2 separate regions of the Homo sapiens genome follow, and region 1 is linked to region 2. The links are chromatin contacts, found by Hi-C or POLR2A ChIA-PET in ENCODE. All regions are on one chromosome and are shown on one strand. Each heading gives the region's core, a stretch centred on a gene start or an enhancer-like site at or near the end of the contact. The rest is flanking DNA. Distances are from core to core; before and after follow the strand shown. Region 1 holds the start of TRABD (TraB domain containing). Region 2 holds the start of IL17REL (interleukin 17 receptor E like).

The links. Hi-C counts contacts between places; a loop is a spot of excess contacts on that map. ChIA-PET counts read pairs that join two places held with the same protein, here RNA polymerase II (POLR2A). Pooled maps may share reads with other maps.
Region 1: a pooled map shows a loop between it and region 2 (2.3-fold over the local background). The contact joins the promoter of TRABD here to the promoter of IL17REL in region 2. A Hi-C loop is called at or near these places in 7 of 50 pooled maps. POLR2A ChIA-PET finds 5 or more read pairs at or near these places in 5 of 52 experiments (AG04450, BJ, PC-9 and 2 more).

What each region holds. Positions count from the first base shown.
Region 1 is chr22:50,184,258-50,187,371 of GRCh38, forward strand. TRABD (TraB domain containing) reads left to right here and starts at 1,656. Exons shown (of 10, transcript NM_001320485.2): 1 at 1,656-1,719. RefSeq lists silencers at 829-898, 1,089-1,188, 1,459-1,828, 2,095-2,404.
Region 2 is chr22:50,011,201-50,014,173 of GRCh38, forward strand. IL17REL (interleukin 17 receptor E like) reads right to left here and starts at 1,565. Exons shown (of 15, transcript NM_001371417.1): 1 at 1,345-1,565. The coding sequence starts at 1,446. RefSeq lists an enhancer at 1,450-2,050.

The DNA.
Region 1 (3,114 bases), core at 406-2,905, 170 kb after region 2:
GACCAGGGACCTGAGGGGACCCCTGCAGGCCACCCGAGCCGGGGCAGCTCCTCAGAACCTGGGGCTGGGGCCGGGGCCTCCCTTCCTGGAGCCTGGAAGGAAGCAGGCTCCCCAGCACGGAGTCCTGGTGGACGGCCTCAGGCAGACCCAGACCAAGCCTGGGCGCTGCGTTGGACTCCCCCAACCCCAGGCCTGCTGGGTCAGCCTTCCAGGCTCGCTGAAGGTTCCTGCGTGGGGCAGCCCTCACTGAGGTCCTCCCCGTGGCTCCAGAGAGGAGCTAGTCCTAGGGCACTCGAGTAGAGAGGTGCGCCCTCCTCCCTCTTCTAAATGGTTCCCCAGCTGGCCCCACCTGGCCCCTTTCCCCAACTAACTCATCAGTGCCTGGCAGGAAGACACAGCAGCCCTCCCCCGGTGACTGGAGTCCTGGCCCCAGGGCAGGCCCCGCTCCAAGAACCTGATCCTTTGGCTGGGGCAGGGCCGTAGAGGTGGGCGCAGAGCTTCGGGGAGCTGGCTGTGGGGTCCGCGCATGCAGCCCGCAGGCAAACCATTGCCAGGCCCACGCCTGCACTAAGCCCAGCGCCAGCGCCAGGTCAGCCAAGAACCCGGGGTCGTGGAGGAGGAAGGAAGTCGTGGGCCCGGGATGCGCGGCCGGACCATTGCAGGAGAGCGGGGCAGGCGGACGGCGCAGCAGCTTGCGGGCAGCGAGTCGTCTGCATGCGGCGGCGAAGCGCCCGGGCCCCCGTCCGCGCCGGTGCCCGCAGCGCGCAGCAACTTGGCCGCCGGGTCCCGGCCGCCCCGGTAGAGGCTGGGTACAGCGAGGGGGCCGGGCGCCCGGGCAGGACGGGCGCGGCGGGTGGGGCCTGGCCGTCTCCCCCTGCCCTCGGGGCCGAACACGCACAGCGAGAGTCTAGCGTCGGCGTGGCTGCGGCCAGCCGGGTCCCCCTGGAGGCCTCCGGACGATCGGAAGTGACTGAGCGTCCGGGTCCGTGAGGCCGGGGGTCGGCCCGCCCTAAGACTCCCACCTGGTCCCGGTTCTCCGTCCGCTAGGCTGGCCGCGGGGCCCCTGGGGCCCGACCTTCCCGGGGTGCCCCAACCTGCGGCAAGGCCGAGGTCCCGCTGAGGCATGAGTCCCGGGTCGGGGACCGCTCTGGGCCGACCCCCGGAGGACGGACTAGGCCGATCCCCAGAGGGAAGGGGGCCAGGCCGAGGCCATGGCAGCGCGTTCCCTGATCCCGTGTTCTCGGCTCCTCGCGTCCCACTATCGGCTGTCCCTTTCGTGCGGGACTGACGGCTCACAGAACAGTTACATTTCAATATCATTCGACTGAAAACCATCCTGTGGACGCCGTGCGAGCATTGTCCCCATTTCACAGCTTGGGAGCTGCGACCAGAGAACGTGGGCGCGCCTCGCAAGGCCGTGACCGCGGCGGGACTCGAACCCTCCCTCCTGAGTGCGCGCCGATGTTCCTTAGGACCCGGGAGCGCCGGGGGGGGGGGGGGGGGCGGGGGCCCCGCGCGCTACCCCCTGGGAAGTGTAGTCCGAAGTTGCGGGCCGGGGCCAAGCAGGAGGCGCGTGGGACTACACTTCCCGGCATGCCACGCGGCCGCCGGCGCCCTCGGCCCGTCCGCCCCGCCCCGCCCCGCGGCCCCAGCCCGCCCCGTCCGTTGAGGGCCCGCGCCGCATGGAGGCCGGCTGAGGAGCGCCGCTGCCTCGCCTCGGTACGCCGCGCGGCGCGGACGGCGCGTGCGTGAGGACGGGGCCCAGCACCGAGCGGGGGGCGGGCCCGGGTCAGGGCCGCGGGGTGACTGTGGGGGGCGGGGGGAGCGAGCCCGAGTCGGGGGGTGGGGGCCGGGGGCGGGGGGGGTCAGGCCCGGGTCAGGTTTTGGGGCCGGGGTAGCAGGTCGTGGGGGTCAGGCCCGGATCAGGTTCAGGTTTTGGGGCCGGGGGAGCAGGTCGTGGGGGTCAGGCCAGGGTCAGATTCAGGGTTTGGGGCTGGTAGACCAGGGTCGTTGGGGGCCGGGCCCGGGTCAGGTTTGGGGGCCGGGGTGGCAGGTCGTTGGGGGGGCCAGGCCCGGGTCAGGTTTTGGAGCCGGGGGAGCAGGTCGTGGGGGTCAGGCCCGGGTCAGGTTTGGGGCGGGAGCAGGCCCCGCGCGTCCCCTGCCACCGCTGCCGGGAGCGGCGCTGCCGAGGAGCGGAGCCCCCCAGGGCTGGGGCGGGGAGGGTCAGCGGCGGCCTCGCGGGAAGGCGCGGGTCGGACCTCGAGTCCCAGGGTCCTCGCGGGTCGGGAGGGCCCCAGCCACCCCCGCCTGCCGCCTGCGGTGGAGCCGGCCGAGGTGAGAGTGGAGGAAGGCGGCCCAGGCCTGCGGGTCTCTGGGGGTGCTGGGGGAGGCCGAGCGGGAGGCCCCGGACCCCCGTTGTCCCCTCCGGCCCCGCTGAAACCTGGGGCTTCGCTCTTCTGTAGGTGCCTTTGCCCTTCAATTGGAGCAGAGCGGGGTTCCCATATGGGCGAAGTGGACGCCAGATCGTCCCCCGCTGTGCGCAGCCCAAACTTAAAAGGTCTTTTTAACTGAGCTATCATGAAGCTGCCGTGTGTCTTTGTCAAAACTCTTACAAGAAAGATGGAGTGGGAGCTGTCTGGGCACTAGCGTCCCAGAAACAACCAGGAACTTGTGGAGGTGCTAAGCTCCCTGCGGGGACTCCCGCAGCCTCGGTAGCCTCCAGATGGAAGCCTCCTAGCTTTCAGGTCCCTGAAGAGGCCGTGCAGGCCGCCAGGCTCACTGCGCTGTGTGTCTCTGCTCCCCGCTTGCTGCCGCCGCCCTTGCAGTGTGACTGGTGGGGATGCTGGCCAGCCTCGCCGGAGGCCCTGATGCTGTGGGGTCCGAGGAGGGGGCCTGGCAGGGTGGGTGGGTGGCAGGAGCCTGTGGGGCCCCCTGCATGGTGGTCAGTGTGGGGGCTCTGCATTGACTGTGACCAGGTCCTGGGAGGTTGGGGGCTGCCAGGTGTGCTGGCAAGGAGGCCTCGGGCTCTGGCTCAGGTGTGTTTCCCGTCTCCCAGCTCTGCCACACCTGCGTGAAGCGGTCCCGCCAAAGCCGGGAGGGGTTTCCTGTGGCCAA
Region 2 (2,973 bases), core at 315-2,814:
GAGACCCTCCCTCAGCCCCGCCAAACCCCTCCTCTCCTCTCCCCTCCAGCACTTCCCCTCCTTCCTGGCCTCTTCCACCCGCCTCAGCCCCTGCCCTTGCCCCTGCCCCTTTCCTTGGAGTACTGAGGGTTCAATCTTGGTCCCCACCCATTCCCCAGGATCACCTGGCCGTCCTAGCGTGGACAGCGCGGTCACACCTCGGACCGGGAGGCTGCCTGCATACCCCGCAGCCGCCTCAGCAAAGCTTTCCAGCTTGCACTTCAAGGCCGCCTCCCCCCATGTCTCCCAACTCAGGGACCATTTCCTCCCAGAGGCAAAAGTCGATTCTGAGGTCTCATCTCTCGCTTCTCCTTCCCCCTCCTAGCCAGGATCCCCAGGCCTGCCCCCTCCCTGTTTTCCATCTCCACTGCAGGGTGGCATCCGGTGGACACCCCTCCCACCTGAACCCGCCCATCTCCCCTGCTGCCACCGGTTCCCACGCATCCCAGCCTGCTTTCTTCCTTGTTCCACGAATGCCCTGTGGATCTGAGCCTGCCCATGGCACCCAGCACTCCAGCCCTTGCTGCTCCCCTCCCTGAGCTGAGCCCTCTGCTGGACCCGTCTCAGGCCCTGTGGAGCTGCTGGATGTCCCCGCAAGTGTCCCCTGAGGTGACCAGGCCACCACCCTAAAGGCACATCTTGCTAACTGCTGTCCCCATGCCAGGAACGGTGCACCCAGCAGGTCCTCAGTGAGTCCTCCCTTTCCGGGACACCTTCTGTGCCCTTTCCATGCCTGTGTCCCCACTGTGCCCGGCCAGCCTTGGGCACCGGGGCCCCTTCCTGGGATGCTGGGTACACTTCCTGCTGCAGGTGCTGATGAAGCGCCCTCTCCTGTAAGGCTGAGTGAGTGGGCTGTGCAGTGAGAGCCCTCCACCCCAACCCAGCCACCTCCACTGCCAACATCTCATTCTCAGCACGTTCTCCGAGTGTTTCCTTGGCAGGTGTCTACACAAGCCCAGGTGTTGCGGGCTCCCGATGGCTCAGAGCAGCCGAGCGGGGTGGGGTGGGAGCCCCGGATGGGCTTGCGGGCTGCCCTAGATTCTAACACAGCCTCCTTGGAGGTCACAGGTGGGTCCGAGGTGGGCTCACCCTGCCTTGAGCTTCCAGCAAACACTTCCCGGAGCAGCTCGGCAGGGTCAGGCCAGGTCTCCCATCCTTCTTTCACCAGCGCTGCCCTCGGACCCCCCAGGGCCCTGCAACCCCTCACCTGCTGATGTGCTGAGAGCGTCAGGCCAGACCCACCTGAGGAGAAACCAGGGCCTTATCTGCCACAGTGTAGGGGCCTAGGAGGAGGCAGGAGCTTACCTGAGAACAGGAGAGGCCACATTCTGTAATCCGGGGGATGGCCAGGCTCTGGAAAGTGCCCCAGGTCAGGCCCAAGAACGCGAGTGCTTGCCCAGCCAGCATCTGGCTGTGCAGTGAGAGCTCCCACTGGTAAGCGTGGATGTGAGTGGGGCAAGTTTGCAGGATGCCCTGTGGCAGCGGCTCCAGGCTGACCCTGCAGCTCCAGCCCCAAAGACAAACAGAGGGTGGAGGCTGCTCTTCACAGCTGGAGCGAGCGAGACACTCCCCCTCCCGGCAAAACAGGGCTCGCTTCACAGACAGCAGCCCGGGAGACTTTCCACCGCCTGGGGCCAGAAGACTGTGGCCAGACACTTGTGGAGTTTCTAGGTTTCCAAAGGAAGCATCCAGAAACCTTGGGGCCTTTGGGGTCCGAGGACACCCTAATGGGGTTCCCCACAGGGCGGCCACTGGTGCAGAGATGGCTCCAGGCCGGCGGGATAGGCTGCCGCCGGCGTGCACCTCCCTCAGGCATGCATGAGGCCAGGAGGGTAGACAAGGGCCCTGGAAAGCTGGCTGGGCTGGCAGAGGGGTGGAATCTGTCCTGGGCACTCATACCCCAGAGCCCCTGGCTTCAGCCCCAGCCCCTAAGGGGAGCCCTCTCCTAAGACCTGAGATTCCACCCAAGTCCCTGGCCTCCACCTCCCCTCAAGATGCAAAAGGCCACCTCCCCTGTGTGGTCCTCCCTATGAGCCCCCCCCCACTCCGGAGGGCACCCCCCGAGGCTGGGAACTCTGGGGCCCAGCCTCTGCTCAGGGAGCCGTTCTGTGTCATCTTCTTATTTGGAGCATCAAATGCATAGGAAAGTTTCTGGGCAGAAGCTTACTGCTTCCCATTTGCCTCCAGCCAGGGCAGGGGGTTGGAGAGAACCAGGGTGCAGTTCTTGGGTCCTCCTGGCTCCTCCCTTCCTGGACAGGCACAGAGGCTTCTGCACCTGCCTCAGGTTCTGGGAGGGCACTGCCCCACGTGTGTGTGTGTGTGTGTGTGTGTGTGTGTGTGTGTGTGTGTGTGTGTGTCTGTGTGTGTGTGGGGGGGGGATGGCGGGAGTTAATAGCTGGGGAGCCTGGGAGTGTCTAGCTGGGGTGTTCTGCCTGGAATACCCACAGGACACCCCAAGTGTGGAGGGCGGCACCACCCCCAGGCTGGGAGAGGCTGTGGGCCTCACACTGTGGGCTCGGGTAGTCAGGAGGGAGCTTGAGAAACAAGCTCTGGGGTTCGGTCCCAGGGGAGGGAAGGCGGCAGGGGCTGCTGTGACCGTGAAGTCCTCCCTCCCTCCCACCACCCCGCACTGCCCACCTCCCTGCCTCCTGGGCCAGCACCTCGACCCTGCCCCCGCCTGGCCTAGAGCCCTCCATGGGCTGGAACTTATGCACTCACTGCTGGGCAGAGTAGATGGGGCTGAGCCCGCCCCCTGCAGCAGCGTGCCTGTGGCCACAATGCCCTGGAGAGAGTGGCTAGTGCCAGCCTCCATGCCACGGCATGGTCAGCAGCAGGCAGGCACATTTGGGGGTGGCTCAGGACGGGCCACTGTCATCCCCTATCCCAGGCTGGCTGAGCTGTAAGACAGATACTCCAGCTGGGCCTCGCCCCTCA